2 separate regions of the Mus musculus genome follow, and region 1 is linked to region 2. A link is a loop called in an ENCODE intact Hi-C map of the cell type or tissue named here. Cell type or tissue: heart. All regions are shown on one strand. Each heading gives the region's core, and the rest is flanking DNA. Links, peaks and the distances in the headings are about the cores only. Region 1 overlaps 9130204K15Rik (a long non-coding RNA gene). Region 2 holds the start of Mir193a (microRNA 193a).

Evidence for each region. A loop is a pair of places that touch in the nucleus more often than their neighbours do. Peaks named below come from ENCODE experiments on the same cell type or tissue, not always from the same donor. Only the 100,000 strongest peaks of a DNase experiment are listed, where the experiment ranks them.
Region 1: it touches region 2 in a loop (1.8-fold over the local background); 6 of 42 quality-filtered maps call a loop at or near these places.

What each region holds. Positions count from the first base shown.
Region 1 is chr11:79,760,405-79,772,704 of GRCm38, forward strand. All of the region lies in intron 2 of 9130204K15Rik (a long non-coding RNA gene), which reads right to left. Among named protein-coding and RNA genes, the nearest start is that of 9130204K15Rik, 30 kb to the right of the region's middle. In heart, for the core only: no CTCF peak of the experiment used is centred there; no DNase peak of the experiment used is centred there; H3K27ac peaks cover 454 bases; H3K27me3 peaks cover 252 bases.
Region 2 is chr11:79,704,546-79,716,845 of GRCm38, forward strand. Mir193a (microRNA 193a) reads left to right here and starts at 7,424; the gene lies at 7,424-7,489. It overlaps Gm11205 (a long non-coding RNA gene), which reads left to right and starts at 25. Exons shown (of 2, transcript XR_880034.1): 1 at 25-121; 2 at 243-469. n-TTcgt3 (a tRNA gene) reads left to right here and starts at 105; the gene lies at 105-176. In heart, for the core only: CTCF peaks have their summits at 2,725 (motif pointing right) and 6,412 (motif pointing right); DNase peaks (open chromatin) are centred at 6,606 and 7,386; H3K4me3 peaks cover 2,108 bases; H3K27ac peaks cover 1,723 bases; H3K27me3 peaks cover 4,075 bases.

The sequences.
Region 1 (12,300 bases), core at 1,584-9,583, 56 kb after region 2:
TCCCCTCAATTCCTAGAATAACATTTTAAAATTTCTTTTTAAAATATAGCATGGACACACAAAGAGGAAAGAGGAAAGCCACATCTTTGTGAGTTAGCATAAAGCAACCCCCCCTCCCATCCATAAACATCAAGGAAGAGAAAGAGTAAGATCTAGCCATCTGCCTCTGCCTGGTCATCCCTGCCCATGGCTGGTCTTAATACCAGTCATTTCTTTATCTTATTTATTTCCATTTTATGTGTATGGGTGTTTTGCCTGAATGTATATCTCTGCACCACATGTGTGCAGTACCAACAGAGACCATAAGAGAGCATTGGATCTCTTGGGACTGGACTTAAAGACAGTTTGAGCTGCCATGTGGGAGCTGAGAGGCGAATCCCTAGCTTCCTCAGCCTCCTACTTCCTTGCCTGTCTTTCTGGTTTTGCCCACTAAGAATCTATCCCTGAGTGTAGTCCAGTTTTGTCTTGTTTTGTGCTTCACACGCATGGAATTTAAGCACGTGCAGCGAGCTGGGCAGGCACAGTGGCGGAACCACTCGGTTCTTGTTTTGCTTCTGCTTTCAGAATAATCGTCAGCCTGAAGAAGCCGTTTCCAGAGATGGGATTAAAGCCCAAAATGAACAAAGAAACGAGTCCTCGTGATTAGAGACGTGTCAGAGGTGTGAGTTTAAAAATTACATTTGTGTATGTGTGCACATGGGTGTGTGTGCGATGTGTGTCAAGGCATGCATGTGTGCAGGTCACAGGATGGCTCCCAGGAGTCGATGCTCTCCTTCCACCATGTGGGTCCCAGAGTTTGAACTCAGCCTGTCAGGCTTGGCAGAAAGGCCCTGGTCACACTGGGTTTTCCCACTGGGCCCCAGATCAGCAGTTTTGTAAAGGGAATCAATGAATGCCACGGAATAGTACCTGTGATGGTTTGAATATGCTTGGCCCAGGGAGTGGCACTATTAGGAGGTGTGGCCTTGTTGGAGTAGGTGTGACACTGTGGGCGTGGGCTTAAGACTCTCATCCTAGCTGCTTGGAAGTCTTCTATTAGCAGCCTTCAGATGAAGATGTAGGCTTGCACCATGCCTGCCTGGATGCTGTCATACTCCCACCTTGATGGTACTGGACTGAACCTCTGAACCTGTAAGCCAGCCACAATTAAATTTTGTCCTTTATAAGACTTGCCATGGTCACGGTGTCTGTTCATGGCAGTAAAACCCAATACAGTACCCAAAGATGGGTATAAATTAGGGAAGAATTTCTTAGGTGGGCAGGGCTTACTTGGAGCCTTCCCCAATGGGGTCCATTTCACACATGTATAGGTTCAGAGGGCTGAGCATACCAAGTATTGTTTGGGCTGTGGTACAAGTGAGAGCTTTTATAAACTTGGCATAGTTCAATAATTTTTCTGGAAGAATAGTAGACAATTGCTACAAATGGAAATTAACCTGGGATCCACTGATGTTTGGAAGGGAAACAACCTCTACCTTCAAGCTAGTGTCAATTGGTGAGGCTAGGGCAGGCAAGACTTCAGTAAGGGCACAGTCCCAGTTGCAGTGGCTTCAGGTAGAAGGCCTGCTGCTATTCCTGCTGTCAGCCCCTGCACATTGCAGCTGGAGGCTCTGCCCTAGATGTCCTGGGACCCAGGTGAAGGAAGTAGTCTTTATCTGGAGTGTGACTGGACATGTTAGTGGAAGGAAAGAGGGTAATGAGTCATAGGTTGGCTCTGAAAGTGTCATCTAGGAATGACAAATAAGTGTCATAGCTTTGTTTCAGAGATGATAGGCAAGTGCCTGTGTTCCCTGGGGTGATGAGGGGCATGACAAGGAGCCAGTCGTTCATAACAGCTGGCACCACTGGACACCAGACACTGCCAGGCATAGAGCACATGATACAAGCTCACCCACAGATGCTCTTGGCAAGAGGCTAAGAAGGGCTCAGCTCTGTGGCATCTGACTGTGGTCCCAAGAGCTAGTCAGAGTCCTCCATCAGCCCAGCTTGTGGCTAGGACTGAAAACGAGGGAAGCAGATGTCGGCTGCAGGCAGGATTCCTTTCCCACATCTGCTCCTCCAGGACCTTTGTCTCTCTTCACTTCCTATTTTCCTCTTTCTTGATCCTCATGGGTTTAAGGCACAGAAATCAAGTACAGAACCTCACTCGCCCCAGAAACACACTATGCAGAGAATCCACCCCAATGTCTCACAATAGAGGGGGAGTTGCCAGAGTGACCATATACACAGATTGTCTAGGTAGATTATAAGTAAGAACCTCTGAGCATCAGTGGACAACAATCTACATGATGGTCTGTTCTGAGGACCTGAGGATGGTGAGGAGATGGTGAGATGGGGAGTGGGGCGCTCTGGGCGGTGTTAGCTTCTAGCCTCTGGGAGCTGGGAGATGTGCTAGGTGCAGACATGCTGATTCAGAAAGCAGGCTGGCCAGGCCTGGTGGGACTCACCTCCAACCCCAGCTCTTCTGGAGGCCAAGGCAGGAGTATGGAAAGTTCAAGGCCTGCCTGGGCTGCAGAGTGACTTTCAGGCCACTCCTGGGTGACTTTGTGAGAGCCTGTCTCAAAATCTAAAGTGAAAAGCAGGTTGTGGCTCTAACTCAGTGGTAAAACATTCATTCAGCATGTGTGAAGCTATAAATTCCAGGGCTGATATGATGATGGAGGAGGAAGAAGAGAGGAGGAGGAGATCAGAAAACCAGTGTCTAGAGACTAGGTGGTATTATGGACTAGTCTCATGATTTTAAACTCAGCATTAGGGAAGCAAAGGCAAGCAGATATCTGTGAATTCAAGGACAGCCTGATCTACAGAGTGAGTTCCAGGACAGCCAGAGCCACACAGAAAAACCCTGTCTTGGAAAAATAAATAAATAAAGGCAACATATTAAAGGCCAAAGTGGCAACCGGCATGTCCCTCAGAGCTACAGTGTGCAGAAACCTATCCCCCACATCCTGCCACTTGCATGAACCTCCCTGAGGTCACCAGATGAAGCTCTCACATCATAACCACAATCTGGCAGGCCAGAGAGGCCAAGGTCTCTGACATGAGGAGGCTTTGAATGCATACATGCATGTATGTGTACATACACACATACACACACACACCATTTCTGTCCATTGCTTCATCTCTCAACTCCCCAAACCCTGATACCTATGATGACAATGCTATCCACCCTGATGAGCAGCTCACACTGCCAGGGTTCTGAGGCAACCTCTGTGTCACACTGAAAGATCTTGTTCTTGCCTGGGTGGCCCTGGGTGGCCCTGGGTGGCCCTGGGTGGCCCTGGGTGGCCCTGGGTGGCCCTGGGTGTGAGATACTGTATCGCAGACTTGTGTTGAGAGACCAGTTAAAATTCTATAGAAAAGGTGGAGCCTGTCAAGAGGAGGCAGCCAACAAGCGCTGAGCCTTTAGCCTCTGAATGTCAGAGAAGAATCAGCAAGCTGCCCAGGGTATCTCTGTAGATGGCTGGCTGCAGAAAACTCAGGGTTCCTGGGAGCAGGCTGAACTCTTTTAGGTGCTGTGATTAGGGTCACCAGTCAAGGCAGGTGTTTAGGTAAGCAATTTCAAAATCCAATAAAGCGAAGCTTCAGATCAATAACACAACAGGGCTCATTCAGTCACAGTAACATTGGGGTAGGGTGGAGGTGGGGCAAATTTCTCAGAGGAGGGAGCTACAATAGAGACATGAACAGACCTAGAAGAGATCCGGAACAGCGGTCTAGAAGAGGATGTAGGTGCAGAAACAGTGGGACAAGCTCATCTCTCTTCCATCTAAGTGAGCTCCTGGGAGATTGAGGTGGACGGAGGAGAGCTGGCCTTCAGGGTAAGCCAACACTTCACCAAAGAAAGCCGCCTGGCCTGGATCCATTCTGTAAGGCAGGACACAGAGCAGGATGTCCCAAACAGAGCCATGTGTCCAGCAGCTGCACCTCTGTGGATGTCTTAATGCTTCCTGTGTGGACGGATCCTCCGCTCCCTCCTCCTCCTCCTCCTCCTCCTCCTCCTCCTCCCCTGATTATCATTCACCATTTACTAACATGACACTGTTCACTTATTTGGCTTAATTTTTTAAATTATCAGGTCCCTTAAAGGGATTCAGAAAATGTCACTCCAAATATGCCCCTCTGGCATAGTGACTGTTTTTTTAACTAAAAGAAACCAAGAACAGAGTCAGAAAGCTCTTTTTCTCCTCCTCCATCCAAAAGAAAGCCTTCATTTGCCTTCGTGTAGGGGAAACTCATGTTAGTAAAGGGAATTTTCAGTAATAAACTTACCCGAATCTCATCACAGGACACTTCTATTTGCTTAATGGGACAATATTATTCACCAGAAGGCCTTCCATTGTCCCTTCCTACACCTGTCTCCACGTCCCTGACCATCCACTAACCCCTATCCCTTTCACGAATGGATAGCACCTCAAACTTCAGTCCCCCCAGCTAGTTCTTTGAGTCATTGTTTCTGCAGGTCTCTTATTGAGTATACGTGTAACCGGATTGCTTTCTCTTTGTGCATCTGTCTTATGTTACTGCACTTTACAAGGCAGCCAAAAGACCGGGGGTGGTAGGAAAAAAAAAAAAAAGCAAAGTTTCCCTCCGTGTCTCTATGAGGAAGAAGTCCAAATACAATAGAATCAGCTGACAATTTAAAAAATACTTGCTAAATTCCCCAGGTAGGGAAGGACCTTCTAAGCCTAGTGTCTGGTAAGGCGGCTCAGTAGATGAAGCGCTCGCTGTACACACCTGACCACCTGTGCTCCTTCCCTGGTTACCACAGTGGAAGGAAAGAAGCAACTCCTGAGAGTTGTCCTCTGACCTCCACACGTGTGCTGGGCATCTGTGTTTCTGTACCCACATATTCTTAGTGTGTCCCCCAACAATAGTAACAATGATTTTAATTCAAATAACTGAGAAAACACAAAAGAATACATGGGTGGGTTTCCTCTTGCAAATTCTGACCCCTGACCCAGGACACAAACACTAGCTTAGGCTGATGGTAGAGGTGACTGTCGGAGGGCAGATGTGCAGGGAGCAAATCCAACTGAGAATGCTCTCAGGGGCAAGTCTTAATTGGAAGGGCAGAGACAAGAGCAGGCATTTGACCACATTGTTGGTGGGGTCTGGAGCCTTTTAGTCATGAGGATGTTTTGTTTGTATTAAGAAATCTCTTCCTCATGGTTCAAGGGGAATTTCCATGTAGGCTGCAGATCGGTGGCCAGTTTGTCCCTGGAGACACCCTGGTTATCCTGTACATGCTGGGGCTTTCTCTCCTGTTAAGGGAACAAAAGGACCAGCTCCTTTTGTTGACATGGAGGAAAGAAACTCTCAGAGGGAACCATGAGAATCCAGGTGTCTGGTCCCCATAAGGCTCATTATTTCCAGATTAGAAACATTGTCTGTAAATACTTTCTATACATCACTGTCAGCCCCTCTAGCTGCAAACTGACAATCTCTAGCATCAGTAAGAGGCACTGTCTCAAGGAATAAAATGGAGGAATTGAAGAGGACACCCAGCACTGACCTCTGGCCTCCACACATGTGCACACACATACACACACACACACACACACACACACACACACACAGAAAGTGTCTGGATGATAATATTAAGATGTCTTTAACTACACATAATTTAGTTATGGTTATTTTTCCTCTATGTAACTTAAAGTAATAGACATATATAGATTAAAAGCATTTGATGGTATTTTCTACTAATGAACAGATTAATAGAATTAAAAAGACTAGGGTTTACTACGTAGTTGGGGCTGCCCTTGAACCTCCTGCCTCACTTCTGTTCTCCCCAGGTACTGGAACTACAGCTGTGTCACCTGGCTTCTTTGGGGGGTGGTGTAGAATCTTATTACATAGTTTAGGCTGGCTTCAAACTCTCAATTTTCCTGCCTCTGCCTCCCAAGTATTGCGATTACAGGTGCCCATCATATAACTAGCTTGAGAGGGTCATCTTACTAAAGTGCATTTGTGTGTGTGTGTGTGTGTGTGTGTGTGTGTGTGTGTGTGTATAAAGTGGGTGGGTATTACATTTAGGGAATGTGGTGGTTTGAATATGCTTGGCCCAGGGAGTGGCACTATTAGGAGGTGGGGCCTTATTGGAGTAGGTGTGGCCTCATTGGAGGAAGTGTGTCACTTTGTGGGTTTTGAGACCCTCCTCCTATCTGCCTGGAAGCCAGTCTTCTCCTGACTCCTTCAGATCAAGATGTATGACTCCTGGCTCCTTCTCCAACACCACGACTGCCTGGACACTGCCATACTTCCTGCCATGATGATAATGGATTGAATCTGTAAATCAGCTCCAATTAAATGTTGTCCCTTATGAAAGTTGCCTTGATCATGATGTCTCTTCTCAGCAATGGAGATCCTAAGACAGAAGTTGGTACCAGGGACCGGGGTATTGCAGTAATAGGCCTGACCATATTTTTGGTTTAGAGGAATGTGGACTTTGGGACTTTGGATTTGAAAAGCCACAAAATGCTTTTTTCTCTTTTCTTTTCTTTTCTTTTCTTTTCTTTTCTTTTCTTTTCTTTTATTTTTTCTCTTCTCTTCTCTTCTCTTCTCTCTTTTCTCTTCTTTTCTTTTCTTTTTAAAGTGGGACTTAATGGGTTAACCTAGTAGGAACATGGAAGACATTGGTGCTGAGGGTAATTTGAAATTTGGAGATCATTCTTATGATGTTTTGGTGAAGAATGTTGCTGCCTTTTGCCCTTGTCTAGAGAGTCTGCCTGAAGCTAAAGAGAATTTATATTAATTGCGTTGACAAAGGATGTCTCAAGAAAAGCCCAGCACAGTGGTTAAGATCACTGACCGCTCTTCCGAAGGTCCCACATGGTGGCTCACAACCATCTGTAATGAAATATGACACCCTTTTCTGGTGTGTCTGAAGACAGCTACAGTGTACTTAGATATAATAATAAATCTTTGGGTAGGAGCAAGGAGGGCCAACTGGAGCGCGTGGGGCCAGAGTGAGCAGAGGTCCTGAATTCAATTCCCAGCAACCACATGATGGCTCACAAACATCTGTACAGCTACAGTGTACATGCATAAATAAATGTACATGCATAAATAAATGTACATGCATAAATAAATAAATAAATAAATAAATATTTTTTTAAATAAAAAACCCAGCACAGATTTTCCTTTCTGGTTTACTCTCATGAAGAACATTTTGATCAAGCACAGAAATCTTAGAAAGGAAAAATACAAAATGTATGGCTCAAAGAGTAAAGGGGCATCAGGAAGTGGAGTGAAGCTAAATCCTGTGTTCAAGAATATTAAATGGAATTAAGGGAGTGAGGATCTTAGAGCAAGATCCCACCCAGCTAAACTCAATAATTTGCAGTTGTATGAGGGAGATTTATATCATGTTAGATATTATGATGGCCTGATTATTATTTTCATTTGGACATGAGATATGATTGTGTGTCAAGTTGAGAAGGGACAGATTATGATGGCTATTCTTGTTTTTCAACTTAAGATCTTTTTTAAAAGCTTAGGTCTAGGCATGGTGGTACATACTTTTAATCTTAGGAGACAGAGGCAAGCAGATCTCTGAGTTCAAGGCTAGCCTGATGCAAAGCAAGTTCCAGGGGGAAAAAAGCTAAAGTCCAGGCATAGTGGTGTAAGCCTTTAATCTCAGCACTCAGGAGACAGGCATACAGATCTCTGGGTTCAAGTCAGTCTACAGAGCAAGTTCCAGGACAGCTACACTTAGGCATGAAGGAGTTGGAAAATACAAAGCTGGAGATGATGTAATAGAACAAGGTGTGGGTAGGGTGGGGAGAGAGTTGGGGGAGAATGTTCCAGACTCAACAAGCAGCAGAACTCAGCAGCTTTGGCCCAGTAGCTCTAGCTTAGAGTAGAGAATAAAAGGAACTACTGGGACAACTGATGCTAGTTAACTGAACTAAGAAATTAGCAGTGATTAAGAGACCAGCATAACTGAAATAAAATCTGAGAAGTGTTTTCTGAGAGCACAAAGAAGCTGTGTTCCAGAGATAGCCAAGGTTGTACCTCATGCTGCAGCTGAACTTGGAAAGATGTGCGTACCAGGGACTAGCCTCAGCTTGGAAAGGAGTTCCTGAGAGAAGAGGTGTCTGGGAGCAACAAAACAAATAACTCCAAGTCAAACCATGGGTCCAAGCTGATGGCCTGTGTTCTGCTTGAGATGGCCCCCTGGACAGGTCTATTTAGATAGCTCAGGGCTCTGTAGTCTACAGAGACAGCTCTCTCTTGCTAGAAAAAGTTCCTAAAAGCTCTCTGGATAGCTCATGGATTTTCCAACCAAAGTCAGAAAAGCTGCTATAAAATTTCTTGGTTTTTCCAACTCAGTCAGAAAATTCTAAAAGTAATCTTGGTTTTTCTCATCAAAATCAGAAAACCAGAAAACATTCTAAAAGAGCTGTGTTTTCTCTTCAGTCAGCTTTCTCTCTGGATAGCTCCTAGAAAACTAAAAGAGCTGTGTTAGCTAAATAAGTCTTGGGATTTCCAATCAAGATCAGAAATCCTTTTAGAAAGTATTCCAAGGAGTTAACCTTGACACTTAGGAAAAGGACAGCAAGTATATATATATTTTTTAACATTGCAAAAAGAATTCAGAGATCTGCCTGCCTTTGTAAACTTAGCTGGATGGGATCCTGTCCTGAGGTTACCATTCCAAACAAACCTGGACCTAAATTAGCTCTGTCCCAGGCTGACCTTGAGCTCAGGAATCTGTCTGCCTTTGTATGTTTGCCTTTGTATCTTTCTGACAAGCTGGTTGACAAAGCAGCTGCCTCTGCACTCTTTTAGATCTGTGAATCTCCTTATACAATTCATATTCCATCCTTATATTTTGCATAGTTGAAAAGTTATATATTTTTGAACTCATGTTTTTAGAGTTCTTTCCCACAGCCTTGAGGGCTGTCCTGAAGGTCTCAGCATTTACCATTTTGTTGAGACATTAGCCATACCCTCGACTCCTGGACTTGTGCTGTCTCTGATTATCATGGAGTCATTTGCCTTGTCAGAGAGGACATTCCTAGAAGGAGGAACATGAAAATATGTATTATCATACCACAAGTCTTATGCCAATAGCAATGACCATCAACATTGGTGGAGGCCCATGCCTTGCTGGCTCTGTTCCAGGGGCAGAGACCATTTCATTCCATCCCTTACACCAAGCAGGATTTGACATGTAAAATCATCCAAGTGGAACTGGTTTTGACAGTATGAAGGGGTCATGGAGAGCAGCTGAGGCTTGGAACAGTGAGAGTCCAGGGAAGACCATTGGTGAAGGTGCAGCTTCAGTTGCAGTTGATGGCCCAGGATTGAAGGGCTTGACACCATGAAAAAAGCCTATGAGAGGCTATTGATAAAGCCTAGTTGCAGCAGAAGACCCCAGTGAACTAGAGATGCCAGTACCATGGGATGATCACCAAGAATAGCAGCAGCAGTAGAGTGGAGCTGCCCTCTGTAGTGCTCCAAGGTCTACTTTGGCCTTGAAATACTACAGAGGGCAGAGTTGGAGAAGTGACCCAAGCCCTTTGGATTTGCCCAGAAGATCATGTGTTGATCCCAGACATCGTAACAAGGAGCTGTGAAGTTGAAGTTGTCTTGGATACCCCAAGATGTTAGAGATGCCAGAGCTGTGGGATTCCTGTTGGGAAAAGCTGATAACAGGGAGTGGAGCCAGCCCAAGAGAACAAAGTTTGTTGTCGTTGAATGCCAGATCTGCCAACAGCAGTCAACAAGGATGGAAGGAGTTGGAGATCTGAAGAGCACTTTGACATCAGACATGGAGACAAGGAGTTTGGAATTTGCCCGGCTGATTTTTGGTCTTGCTTTGGTTCAGTATTCTTCTCTATGACATTTTGAAATGATAATGTATATCCTGTAATATTGGAGGGTATGTGATCTGCTTTTTTATTTTGATTTTATACGGAATTACAGTTAAGTGATTAGATGAGTCTCAGAAGAGATGTTGAACTTTGGACTTCTAACATTGTTGAGACTGTTATATACTATGGGACTTTTGAAGTTGGAATAAATGAATTTTGCATTATGCTATGGCATACTCATGCGTTTGAACAAGCTCATGGGGGCCAGGGATTAGAATGTGGTAATTTGAATATGCTTGGCCCAGGGAGTGGCACTATTAGGAGGTGTGAGCATGTTGCAGCGGGTATGGCCTTGTTGGAGAGCGTGTGTCACTGTGGGGGTGGGCTTCAAGACCCTTCTCCTATCTGCCTGGAAGTCAGTCTTCTCCCGACTGCCTTTGGATCCAGATGTAGAACACTCTGCTCCTCCAATACCATGTCTATCTGTGCAGCCATGCTTTGTGCCATGATGATAATGGACTGAACCTTTGAACCTGTAAGCCAGCCCTAATTAAATGTTGTTCCTTATAAGAGTTGACTTGGTCATGATGTCTCTTCTCAGCAATGGAAACCCTAACTAAGATAGGAAAGGAACACAGCAGTATGTGAACAGTAAACTGTCTCCACCAGGTTTCATGTATCTCTAAGACATCCCATTTTACAAATGCACATAATTAAATAAGCCCTCCACCATTAGATAGCTCTTAAAATTACCTGAAGGGTGGCTCTACAAGATAGCTCATAGGTAAAGATGGTTGTTGCTAAGCCTAACAGCCTGAATTTGATTCCTGGAACCCACATGGTGGAAGGAGAGAGCTGTCTCTTCTAGTTTGTCCTCTGACCATCACAGGAGAGCTGTGGCATGTGCCACACCCAAACACCCCAAATAAATACATGTGTAAGTTAAGACTGTCTGAATGATGCTATAGTGAGGACATTTATATATATATAACATTTTATTCACATCCTAAAGTGGGATTGTCACCTCCAGTCCCGGAGTGATCTGCCTTGTTCTCATCCCTTCTGCCTTATGGTGGTGTGCATGATGCTGGCCCCGGTGTCCCGGGCAAGAAGAAGGTGAGATAACCAGTACTGCTCTTTTTTCTGTCTCCACCATCTGCCCATTCCCTGCCCAGCAGCCCAGAGCCTGCCTCCCCACCTCATGCCAGGCCTCCTGATGAAGCACTCCAGAGGTAGTGTCATTGCCCACAGTCCAGCCAAGTCTGGGAGCAGAGACTCAGGATTACAGGCTCAAGTGCCTTCAATTACAGACCCCTTGAGGCTCTAACTGGCATGTGGAGAGCCAGAAACAAGCTACCTCAAGTGGCAGGAGTGGCTGTTTACTTAGTGCCTCCTCCTCCCTCTGCCCCGCAGGGCTGATTTGGGTCACCTAGCAGTATTGCAACATGACCCTGAGCCACTCCACTCGACAAGCAGGACTGTGTGAGCCAGAACACACTCCCACAGACCTTTGCCCTTTGTACCGCCTAACAGGCTGTTGGGCTGTAAGCACCTTGCACACTGAGCTCATAGTCTGCATTAAAAACCTGACTGCAGTTTGACCCTCTCCCCTTCTTGCTCTCCCGGGAGCTTCCGGTATATACTTGGCCGAATCTCACTCATTGCCTATCTTCCCGACTCCCTGCTTCGGCTGTCTGTATTTCCCAGCTCTTTTGTTTGTTGGTTGGTTGGTTGGTTTTTATTTTCTAAACAAGTTTCACTGTCTAGCCTTAGATATTCTGGAACTTATTCTGTAGACCAGGCTGGCCTCAAACTCACAGAGATCTGCCTGGCTCTGCCTCCTATGTGCTGGGATTAAAGGTGTACTCCACCACCTCCTGGCTGTATGCCCCAGTTCTTTGACTGACTCTACTCATATCTTCTGTCACCCAGCCTTCTTTAGAGAAGTATTTGTAGCACGTGAAAGAAGTACCTAGAATATATCAAGAATCCTTCCTACAAAGTCATATGAACGAACAAGTTTTAGAAATGGGTAAAGAGGGCCAGAGAGATGGCTCAGCAGTTACGAGTGAGTGCAGCTCTTGTAGAGGACCTGAGTTCAGGTTCCTTCAGGTTCCAGCATCCGAGTGTGGAAGCTTGCAACTGCCTCTAACTTCAGCCTCCCGCTTCAGTGGACAACTGCACTGTGTGTACACTCACACAGAAATGTAATTTAAAATAGTATTGTCTAGGGCTCCCAATGGAGGAGCTAGAGAAAGTAGCCAAGGAGCTAAAGGGATCTGCAACCCTATAGGTGGAACAACATTATGAGCTAACCAGTACCCCGGAGCTCTTGACTCTAGCTGCATATATATCAAAAGATGGCCTAGTCGGCCATCACTGGAAAGAGAGGCCCATTGGACTTGCAAACTTTATATGCCCCAGTACAGGGGAATACCAGGGCCAAAAAGGGGGAGTGGGTGGGCAGGGGAGTGGG
Region 2 (12,300 bases), core at 1,819-9,818:
GCTTTGCGCGGGGGCGGGGCCTGAGCGAGGGGCGGGGCTTGTCCGCCTCCCCACCCGCACCACCTCCCCTCCACTGAGAGCTTCCACCAGCCGCTCGGCTGTCAGGCGCGGTGGCCAAGTGGTAAGGCGTCGGTCTCGTAAACCGAAGATCGCGGGTTCGAACCCCGTCCGTGCCTGCGTTTGGAAGAGATATTTTCTTGTTTTCAGCTCCCTTTTGTTTGTTTGTTTTTGTTTTTGTTCAGGAGTTCAGCCCCTCCTCTACCGGTTCGTGGCCAGAGCACTGTAACTCTTTCCAGAGGCCCCGCACAGCTGCTGAACTCCCTGCATCCTCTACCCTTCAACTCCGGTCTGGATCCCGCGACGAAGGCAAGCCTTCTCTGTGAACTTTCCTTCCCTACAACGTGCGTGCGTGTCGCCGCTTTCCCCTGCTCAGCCAACTGTCCTCCCCTCCCCCAGGCGCCCACACCTTTCACAGCCTTGACGTTTTATATCAGGACCCACATATTTGTGACACTTCCAAGTCTTTTGTAAGGTAAACAGCCAGATATCATGTGACAGGACGTCCAGTGCTTCAGATTCCTGATCCCATTTTTTTGTTGTTTTAGGATATGGTCTCCTGTGTCCTGCCGGGATTACTGAGGTTGGCTTACCACCAACTAGCTTCTCTCTTCAAAACTATACTAAAGGGTAGCAATTTTTCGTTGTTTTCTTGTTTGTTTGTTTGGATGGATGTTTTTGTTTTGGAGACAGTGTCTAACCACATGGCAATGTAGCTTTAACCATCCTGGTGCTCCCTATGTAGACCGGGCTGCCTTTGAACTGTCCATCCACTTCTGACTCCCAAGCGCAAGAGTAAAACCTTGAGTTTTATGCCAGATTCTGTAATTTTCAGTTGTAACACTTAACATATCACTCTGATTTCATGAATAGAACTCCACCTCTTCATTTCTAACTCATACTTCTGTTACTGTGGCTCCTCCCTCTGTCACTCCCCCCCCCCCCATCCCACCACCCCTCCCCAATTTAAAGTATATTTCACTCCCCAGGTATTGTTGCTTAGATGATCACGGGGTGAGCTGAGTATATATAGATATTTATTGTAAGAGCCCAATACCTGAAGGAGAAACACTTGGCTTTGGAAGGTGTCCGTGCCATCATAAAATTGTTACTACATACAAAGAGGATTTGTCTCTGACAATACCATGGCCTGAAGGTCTAGACATTAGGGGTAGGATGGGGACAGGAGCCTTGTACTCTCGGATACAGCCTTGACTCCAGCCCCTCCCTGTGCATTCCTGGTGAGAAAGCACCCCTAGGTGGGGCTCCTCTTTTCTGTAGTAGCTGGCACAGAGAATTCTGCCGCCAAAGGAGTGAGGGCCAGGAGACAAAACAAAGGCAGCAGAAGAGGTTCAAGGTACAGAAAGGGTTAACATACAGACACTGGGGAAGTGTGAACTTCCCAAAAGGTGAAGAGCCAGAGGCAGGAGTCAAGCATGGATCCCAGGGCCTAGGTCTGTGAGATCAGAGGAGAGCTAAAGCAAGGTGGAGAACAGAGTTCTTGCAATTACCCTGCAAGCTAGCTGTGTCTAACCAGGCTGGGGGTACTGGAGGGCACGGACAGAGCTTTGCTGAGTTTATGGTGTCACCTGCACGAATCCCTTATAGACTCTGGGCTCCCATTGCTTCACTTGCTAAACTCCAAAGCTAATTAATGCTTCCCAGGGCTGGGGAGGGAACTCAGTTGGTAGAGCACTTGCCTAGAATGCACAAAGCCCTGGATTTGATCTCTAGGGCCCCCTAAACCCAGCACAATGGTGCAGACCTGTAACCCTAGCTCTGCAGAGATAGCAGCAGGGATATCACAAGTTCAAGGTCACCCTTAACTACATGAGACCCTGTCAAAGAAGGAAAGGAAAAAGGCTTTTCCAAATGCTTTGTGGCCTGAGAGTCTCAGTTCCTGCCTGAGAGCTATAAGCTAGGGACCTCAAGGACTCCACAACCTCTTTATGATTGCCCGCTGTCCCACCAGGTTTAGCCACTGTGAGCCCATAGTAAGAATTATATGACTCCCACCCCCTAAAACCAGTCAAAATCCTCCTTGATGGCAGGACCAGAGCTGCAGGCTTCTCTTCCAGTCCTCTCTCTGAGTGTCACAGTCAGGATCTAGAACAAACCAGTGTTTGTACTGCAGTGTGAGCCACAGCACAGCCATAATAGTTTGTGGGCAGCTCGATCTCCAGGAAACTTAAAGCAACCCAGTTTACTGCCAGCCCTCTTCCTTCCTGTGAGAGAATACTATTTGACTAAAAAGCAGAATTTAGCAACTGTACCTCTTAAGCCTCCTGCTGTGAGTTTTACTCCAATCTCTTGGCCCTGGAGAGACATCTTCTCGAATCTTTCATTGTACAAAGAAATCCAGATTCCTAAACTAATCAAATCAGGTGAATGTTGAGTTTCATGGGATCCCTGCCCATTCAGAGATTTTCAGCAGATACTTCAGAAGTCTCTTTTAGTCCCCTTTCCAGTCACCACTGTATAAACACTAGCCATTTTCTTTGCTTCTGTACTGATTGTTTATTTTGTCGACTTGGGGTCTAACTGGCCTGAGCTCTCAATGAACCTCCTTCTCCTCCCCAGTTTGTTTTGTTATTGTTGTTGTTGTTTTTGCATCTGTTTGCCTATTTAAAAATATTTACTTTATGTATATGAGTGTTCTATCTGCCCAGAAGAGGGCATCAGATCCCATTATAGATGATTGGAAGCCACCATGTGGTTACTGAGAATTGAATGCAGGCCCTCTGGAAGAGCAGTCAGTGTTCTTAACCACTGAGCCATCTATCCTGGCTTCTTGACTATCTCAAAATAGATGAATCTTTCGGGAGTCTGTCAACCAGTGGGAGCTTTCAGTTCCTAGTTCCAGGCGTCTGCTGCCACACTTGTCTTTATCCTTTTGGTCTTTGACCTTGAAGTACCGGACTCTAACATCTGTGTAAGGAGGCAGAGGCGCTTCTCTTCCCCTTTTGGACAACCCTCACAACCTACAGGACAAATATATTTTTGAGTAAAGATATAATTATTCTTTATAGATGGTTATAGTAGCAGTCTCTGAAGGTCCAAGGCCATCCTTGAGGACAAAGCTAATCTAAAGCCACCAGCCTATCAGGTCATTTCATAGCCTCCAAAATGACAAGGGAAGAGAATTAGTTCAAGGTTACCCAAAGTCCTTTGTGGTTTGTTTTTTGAGTCAGAGACTCCTGTATCCCAAACTATCCTTAAGCCTGAGGCTGACCTTGAACTCATGACCTTCCTTGTCTCCACCTCTCGAGTACTAGGATTGTGGACACCACAGCTGATTTTATGTGGAATTGGAGATCCATCTTTTATTCCTGTTTGACAAGCCTACCTCCTGGGCTCCTTCTCCAGCCCCCAAATTTAGCCCTCCACAAGATGAGCAGAAATGTCTTAGAAAAGCTTGCTCTCCTGTTCCTTGACTTTTGCATCTATTCCTTTGCTAGTTGAGAGCCCAGCAGGCACTGTATCAGTCTAATAAACAACACTTTGTTTGTTTGTTTGTTTGTTTGTTTGTTTGTTTTGAGACAGGGTTTCTTTGTGTAGCCCTGGCTGTCCTGGAGCTCACTTTGTAGACCAGGCTGGCCTCAAACTCAGAAATCTGCCTGCCTCTGCCTCCTGAGTGCTGGGATTAAAGGCGTGTGCCACTACACCCGGCTTCCCAACAGGAAAACTAGGTAGTAGTTTCCCCAAATCACCAGAATCAGCCACACTATCCAAAGAGGAGATGCCAACGCACTGTCAAAGGCTGCATTCCCCAGAGGCCCAGACACAGGTTCTTCTTGTCCTATGCTTGGGAAGAGTGGGGGCTGGTGTGGATTGGGCAAAGCCTCCCTCCCCTGTCCCCCCCACCCCCAAATCACTGAATGTGAGCTAGATTTAGACCAGGTAGCTCTGATAGAGGATAGTCTTGTGCATAGTTGCATAGTTGTATACCCTTCCTAAAAAGTAATAGGTCACAATGACTGACACACCACACACACACACACACACATGCACACGCACGTGCGTGCACATACACACAGGGGCTGGGGGAGGAGGCTTAATAAAGACGTCAATCAAACCAGACCTACAGGAGACCTAGTGGCACAGGCTTGAAATTCCAGTTACTCAGGAAGCTGAAGCAGGAAGATTAAATGTTCACGACTACCTGAGCTACAGAAAGATACTCAAAGCCAGCCTACGGAATTTACTTAGACCCTTGTCTCAAAAAAATGTTTTAAGGGTCGAAGATACAGCTCAGTGCTAGAGTACTTGCCTACCCAGAGTGAGACCCTTGGTTCCATTCCCAATGCCATTAAAATAAGTAAATAAATAAATCTATCCTAAATGGCAGAGCAAAAAAAGAGGCTTGTAGAACTCTGGCCAAAGGCTTGGCCCTCAACCAAGGACGTTGGGACCTTCCAAACACTTACTCTGCCCACAGAAAGTCATTCAGAGACTCCTGTGCCCAGGTCAACAGTGACATTGTATAGACAAAGGTCATCAAAATCAAGTAGCAGTCAGTGCTAATGTCCTTCCCCTTTCCGCAGCTGGGTCCGGGCAAGCTGGGAGAAGTCACAGAGGGGAATACCTCTCACCTTGCCAATGTGGGAACTGAAGCCCACGGGGAGGGAATCACCTGTGGACGTCTTCGTGGGCGGTGGGGAGTGAAGAAGGTTCCACCCGTAGACAAACCTAGTGATCCTAGGGACGTTTCCTGCAGTAAACGGCCCCTCCCTGGTGTTCCTCCCTCATAAAATTATCTGGGCTAAGAGAAGACATCAAGGTAAACTGCTATATATGAGGGGTGTGTGAACCCCATGCTGCCCATGGCTATAGGTTCTTTGTAACTCTTTGTTCTCTCTGAACACCAGGTGACAGCAATACTTAAAACAATTAGATTTTAAACTGTTAGCTGCTGTTTTTTTTACTAACACTCTAAAGTGTTTTTTTTTTGTTTTTTTGTTTTTTTGTTTTTAATAACCTATCAAGGTTTGGGAAATGCTCCTTCCTATCTGTAGCCCACATTAGCATTTGCCTTGGGATGTGCTGGGGCATCAGGAGCCCTTGCAAGATGGAGCCAATAGACTGTGACAACCTTTCAGGAATCCTTCCTTTCGCTGGGTCCCTTTCTGGCCCTGGAGGCAGGACCAGTCCCACTGTCTGGCTTGACCAGTGCCTGTGCTCATCTTCCCTACAGGGCCACCCCAAGAAGCAAGGGATTCTGTCTGTTTATGGACTAGCTAGTGACGGAGAGGAGGCATTTGTCATGTAAGGAGAAGGCCAGAGCCCTAGTAACCGTCCTTCTCTAGTGTAATGTGGCCTTGCAACCTGCCTGTGGCTACCCCAAATTTGCAGAATTTCCTTTCTTGACCACCTTTGATTCCATTGATGGGATTAGCCCCCCTCCCCCAGCCATGTCCTTTGATGTGGGCAGGGGATAGCAGGAGGAGGTGCCAAGTAGCAAATCTTAACCTCTGGAGGGTTTCTCCGGATTCGGTGTCTGGGTAAACCCATTACATCCCTGTTCTTTTATCCCTCCAGGACACTGGCTCCTCTAGGCTCCTGAATCTCACAGATCCAAAGGGTCTGTCAGACATCAATAAAAGGCAGCATCACGGGCCACGCCAGGGTATCCTCACCAGGGCATCCTCCTTTCTGCCCCGGGCTCTGAAATAGTAGGGATTACAGAAGCCTGAAGCCTGCACCCATCTCCTTTAAGGGCATGGAGCCTTCTGCCCTCAAGCTTTTTCAGAGCTGTTGTCTTTTGAGCACCTGCCTCAGCGCATCTGTCTGTCCTAATCGGGGAATCTGAGTGTCACAAGCGCTCAGCCCCGCCACAGGATTTAAAGCGTGCATTGGATAGTGGGGCCAGGAAAGAGGAGATAGGAACGTAGCCAATGTCACGGTATTTTAAGTAAATGATTGCAAGATTCCACCTGAAGATAGTTAGGGAACTCAGTCTCGGTGGTTATTTGGGCTTCTCTAGGGCCCCTGGAATCAATCTTCCGCTGATTTATTTTGGTAGAAGCCTAAGGATGGTACACATCCAATTAACCCTTTGTACGCCGGCAGAGAGGTAAGAGAGAAACCGGTAGCGGGTTAGGCTTTCACCTCTACAGTTTTCGGTTACTCCCATCTGTATCGCAGCATCTCAGTCCCACCCTTAAAGGAACCCAGGTTTTCAAGAGGTTCTCTCCCTGGGAACTACACTGGGTACTTTAAATATATCATCTATTGGGGTTGCCAAGAAGCCCTCAATGGCAGGTCTGACCTAGGTTGCGGGTAGGGTGATCGAGGCCCGCTGCAGGGTGCTGCAGGGCGCTGCTCCGCGACAGTCGCGCGGCCCGAGAGCAGGGTGGCCGGCAGGGGGCTCCCGGCGCCGGTCTTCACGGGAGAAAGCCCCGGCAGCGGATCGGACCGGTCAGAGGAGGAAAGGGGAAAATTACTGAGGCTCGGGGGGCAGGAAGGGCTGCGTGACTGGGTGGAAGGCACTTGAGACTGTCTAGTCGGGTGGCTCAGATCCTCTGCCCCGGGCGATTCTGGAGAGGGACACCCCAACCCACTCCAGGGTCTTTCCGCCCAGATTGTGAGCGTGAGCCGGCGTCTCGGCCGGGGGCGGCGCCGGTGAGGGGCGGGCGGAGGGCGGACCGGGGCGGAGCGCGGTCCGCTGGGCTCGAGGAGGCTGCGCTGGGCGGGCGCTGGCCGTGTGGGTCCTCCGGGAGCCGCGGGGCGCGCAGCCTTCCTGATGTGTCACCAGCACGTGGAGCCAGATAGCGCCGAGAGAGCAAGCGAGAGGAGCCCCGCAACTTTCCGGGGACCCCGCAGCAGCGCACATGTCTTCCGGGGCGCGGCGGGGGCCCTGCGGCGATCCCTAGGTCCCGGAGCAGGTCTCGAGAGGCCGGGGACCCTCGGCCGGGAGCGCACGAAGCTGCGGGAACATTGGGGTACGTGGCGCGGGCTGCGGCCGCGGTGCGGGAGGAAGCAGCCTGCGTCGCCGCGGCTCGGTCCCGCCTCGCCGAGCTGAGCGCAGGTAACCGGGCAGCGCACCGCTGGGCCTCGCGGGCACGGAGTGTGGGCGCTGGGAAGTTTCTCGGCGTGCAGCCCTTGCGCTCGGGTGGATATGAGGCGGGGGGCGTCCGGGGGCGCTCACTCCCGGCGTCTCCAAGACTGCCCTCTCGGTCAGGGTGCGCTGCGCGTCGTGTAAACCTTCGAGGGCTGGTTTTGGAGCCCTCGGGGCCGAGGCCGGGAGGGGCAGGTGGCTTCTTTGAGAAACTGTCCTCGAGCCAAGAGCGGGCGGCGGGACTCATGCCCTGGGCAGCCCGTCGTCGGGGGACGCACGGCATCCGGAACTCCAAGACGGACGGGAGCTGAGAGCTGGGTCTTTGCGGGCAAGATGAGAGTGTCAGTTCAACTGGCCTACAAAGTCCCAGTCCTCGGTCCCCAGGACCGGCATTTTCTTCACTCTCCTCGCCGCCCGCAGCCCGCCCCTTCTTGGTCCTCGTGCGCTCCGGCTGGGCCCCCCCCTCCCATGTCCATCGGGATAGAAGCGACTGGAAAGGCGTGCGCCGCGGGATGTCTGTGCGGTTTTGGGGGGAATCTCTTGCTTCGGCAGAGAAACCGCAACGTGCTTGAATGTCCTGGGGTGGGGGAGAAAGGACGTTTTTCTTCTGTACCGGCCTGCCTTGCTGTATGGCGCCAACCTTGAGTTTGGGGGTGGGGAAGCTAGAGCCTGGTTTCTGGACTTACTCCTGGGGAGGTGGCCTCGATGCGGAGCCCAACTCCAGGTCCTAAGTGGAGTCTGTGGACACTTCTCTAACCAGTCTTTTGCCCTCTTTAATAACCCATTACTGACCCCCATCAAGTTTTATGCTGAAAAAGCCCCCCCCCCCAGTTCTATTGCTCTTAAAACTTTGCTTACCACCCCCACCCCCACACAAAATTCCATACAAAGCCCTGAAATCTCGAGTTCCTGACCTTGGTCCCTTTTGTCATTTTGTGTTGTGTGACTGTTCTAGGAGCACTTAGCAGACTTGAACTCCGTGTATGAAGGGCAAGCTGACCAATAGGGCACCTCCTGCCCCCTTCTTCCTGGCATTAGGAAATGAGAGAGGTTTCTAGAAGCTGGGAGGCTGGAGACAGAGAAACTAGGTTGGTCCACCACTTTGTACAAAGTTGCACAAAGACCATATAAGAGGTATTCCCCCCCCCCCCGGCTCCCCGTGCTTGTGAACCACGTGCAAAGTAGTCCCTGTGCAAATCACACTCGGGCTGCTGTCCCTGTCCCTTGCTGGCATGTAGCAGTAGGGACAGGAGAGGGAGCCAGGTGTGGAGAGAAGTCTCAGAAATGTGGTGTCGGGCCGGCTGATGAGCCCCAGCAAGGATCATAGCCCGAGCTGTGTCTGTGCTAGCTCTAGTTGATGGAGTACACTGGTGCCTGAAGAATGGGAGAAAAGAGTTTCTTTGACCAGGGTGTAGATTTCCTACCATCTTGATAGATGACCATTTTGAGACAACTGTTTAGGGAGTGGACAAAAGGCACTTCTGGAAGCCTCGTTCCTAATTAAGAAAAATGCTTTCTTTGGGGGTGCAGAATCAGGCTGGAAAAAACAGCTTATCCTGTTGTCCCAGCCCCCAACATCAGTCCCGAAAAGTAAATGAAGTGGAAATCTCCATAGTATTGTGTAGTCATAAACCATCCACAGACGTGAGCCGGAGCCGAGCGATGCAGAAAAGCTTGCCGGACTGGCTGCTTGGCACCCACCCTGGAGGGGCCAAACTTTGGAATCTGGGACATAAGTCACTGGGAATCAGGAGCTCCTAGCATCCAGGACCTGCAGTTCCTAGTCAGGCATGGCTGTGGCCAGCTGTTAGGGATTCAGTTAGATAATGATTTGGTCCTTCATTGCTTTAGGGTAAGTGAATTGTTTAATTTTGCCTTTCTTTTCTCTCCTTTGGAAGGAAGGAAGGAAGGAAGGAAGGAAGGAAGGAAGGAAGGAAGGAAGGAAGATTGACCGAGATAGGCATTAGGCTGGGTTGGCCTCTCCTCTAGCAGCTGATTTCTGCTTTTAAATAAGCAAATGCATTTAGCAAAAGCAAATGCTTCACTTGAGGACTTTGCGGCTCTGCCGTGTCTCCTGGCAGACTCCTCCTTCCTGGCCCCAGCACCTCACCCTATTCCATCCTTGGAAGATGGGCACCTTCAGGCTTCTCAAGGGGATGTGGCTGGATGGCCAGGCTTGTTTGTGCTGGAACCTTCTTCAGGAAGCAGCTAAAGGCAAGGTGGAAAGCTGACAGGAGGGAAAAGATTTTAGCTAGACCTCCAGGGAGACCCGTGTGAATTCAGGTACTGCTTGCTGGGAGGAAACACTCGTTCCCTCAGCTCTTAAGTAAATTGCAACCCTGTGAATAATTAACCTCACCCTCCTAGGTTTTTTTTTTAAATAAAATCTCAACTTATTAAAGATTAAAGATCAATTTTTGCCTAGCAGGATAAGAATGATAAAGGGTGATAGTGGAGAAGCTAGTTCTCTGCTCCTCTACCTTCAAGTCCTGGCAACTTTGAAAGCTTTATTTTTTGCTTATGTGCATAGGTATTTTGTCCACATGTATGTCTGCATCACATGCATGCCTGGTGCCCGAGGAGGCCAGAAGAGGGTGTGTCTGGAGGGCCACATGATTGTGAGATGCTTTGTGGGTGCTGGGAAGGACAGCCGGGGCCCGTAACTGCTAAGCTGCACGTCCAGCCTGAGAAGGCTAATACTTAGAAAGGCTTGGTTTGTTTCACCGCTGCCCGCCCTGCCCTCTCGAGTGTCTTCCTGGGCTGTCTTCACTGCCTCTTTGTCCAAAGTGAAGTTGTCGAGTTCTCCAGGGTGGTGGCTTTCTGCCCCTGTGCCTGTACCGCCTTTATCTAGCAACTGCTTGGCCCTCCTTACCTCATTGGGTTGATTCCCTGTCTCCGGCTCTGCTGCCTTCTGGAAGGCTGGTAAATATTTGGCTAGTGTCAGGACTTTTGCACAAAAGCACGGAGCTCCTGATCTGTGATAAGTCCCTACAAGAGAGTTATAGCAGGAAGGGAGGGGTCATTTTAACTTCTAAAGGCCACCGAGGCACACGGCAGGGTGACCTAGGTGACTTGACTCTTCCCCAATTTCTCCTTTGTGAATCGAGGGTTGTGATTTTTTACTTTGGGAGGGTGTGGTGAGGTTTATATTTTCAACTGTGTACAGTGGCTGGCACAACTTAGCAGCTCGCCCATGAGAGATCCATGCTACACACCCACACACACACATGCACACTGTGAGTGTGGAGGTGTCCATGGTGGTGTGGCCATGTGCCCCGCTCGTATTTGAATCTCCATGCTTATATCTGTTGGTTGAGAAGGGTGCCGTGTGACTGAGACCTTGTGCTTTTGAGTCTGGCAGGTTCTCATACTGACTGTTGTTTGCTGACACATATGGCCTTGGGGAAGTTATTTGGTGTCCTTGGGGAAGTACACCGGGAATGGTGGTAACTTCATGATCAAAAGCTGGGGGTAATATCTGGAGCCCTTCTCCTGCCCCAGGCTTGCTCCTTCATTTTGTTTGTTTGTTTGTTTTAGAAATGTTTAGCATATTTTGTTTATTTATTTATCTGTATGTATATGCATGTATACCTGTATACATATGCATGTATATGCACATATACCTGTATACATATCCATGTATATGCATGTATACCTTCTACCACGTGGATCCCAAGGATTGAAATCAAATTACCAGGCTTGGTAGCAGAGGACTTGACTTCGGTCTTACCAGCTCTCGTTGCTGTTTAGTGGTTGCTGGAGCATCTGTGGGGAAGCTCTGGTTCCCCCACTGCTCACCCTGGCCTTTCTGCCAGCCCTGGGAGCACGTGAGAGGAAGGGTGAGGCTGCGATCCAAAGCAGAAGAAAGTCTCCTCCCAGGGTCTCCTAGCCAATTCCCTGGCCTTCTGGGGGTAGCTCCCCGGTGGGGAGGCAGCAAGCCTGAGTGAGAGCACAGGAGCTGAGAGGCCTGAATTTGCCAGGGCAGACCTCAAAGGAACCCCAGCTTGTAACGCATGGCGGCCACTGTGCACTGTTCTGCAGAGCAATCAGCCTGGACAGCTTGAAGACCCTTCCACCTCTGACCGTAATACAAGTCCTGAAAAGTCCCAGGAGAAAGATCCCAATCTCTCTGGTGGCTCCAGGATGGCTTCCTCCTACTGGCTTCATGGCAAGTTCAGCATGCTCAATAGGGGAACAAAATAGTTTGCTATGGTTTTTTTTTTTTTTTTTTTTTTTTTTTTAAGATTTATTTATTATGTGTAAGTACAGTATAGCTATCTTCAGACACACCAGAAGAGGGCACCAGATCTCATTACAGATGGTTGTGAGCCACCATGTGGTTGCTGGGGTTTGAACTCAGGACCTCTGGAAGAGCAGTCAGTGCTCTTAACCGCTGAGCCATCTCTCCAGCCCTGCTTTTTTTTTTTTTTTTAAGCTGAGATTATCATCAGATTGGGGGAAAAATCAGAACTTCATGAGCCTATACTTTCTTATGGCACAGTGATGTTTTTATTTAGAATTTCTAAGGCATTAACTGTCTTCTTTAGTACTAAAGTCTCTAGTTGCCTTAACTGGCCCTGCACAGAACGAATGGGCAGACGACTTCTCACCCGCTATGGGTGTGCCCTCCCTCCTCTTGGCATGATCTGGGCAACTGGGGAATTTGGAAATCACTGTGCAGCCAGCCCCCTGTGTTGGCTGCCCAGGAGGACTGAGGAAATGAAGGTGCCCTGTGGAACCAGCTGTCCTGCGATTTTGATTTCAGTGTTGCCATCTTGGGGCCTGAAATTACCTTCTCTGCCCAGTAGGAACTGGGCCAAATACACTACATCCCCTTGTGGTCTTAGCCCTCCTGAGAGAGGACATGTCAGAGGAGAGGGGGATGGGCTGCGTGCGGAAGTGGGAGGGGTGTAGGAGGAATCTGGAGATGTGCAGCTGTGAAGTTTGGATCTAGGAAGACTTTGTGGTCCATGTGCCTGCAAACTGCTTCCTTTCACTGGATCTCTTGCCCTGGGGAGTGTGGGGTTCAGGGGTAAGCACTGGCTTCCCTTTCTTAGAAGCTAAAATCCCAATCTCCCAAGCACATGCATAAAAAATAACCCTTCAGGCTGAGCAAGATGGCTCACTGGGTAAAATCACTGCTGGGCATGTCTGATATCTGAATTTTAATCCTTCTGATGGTGGAA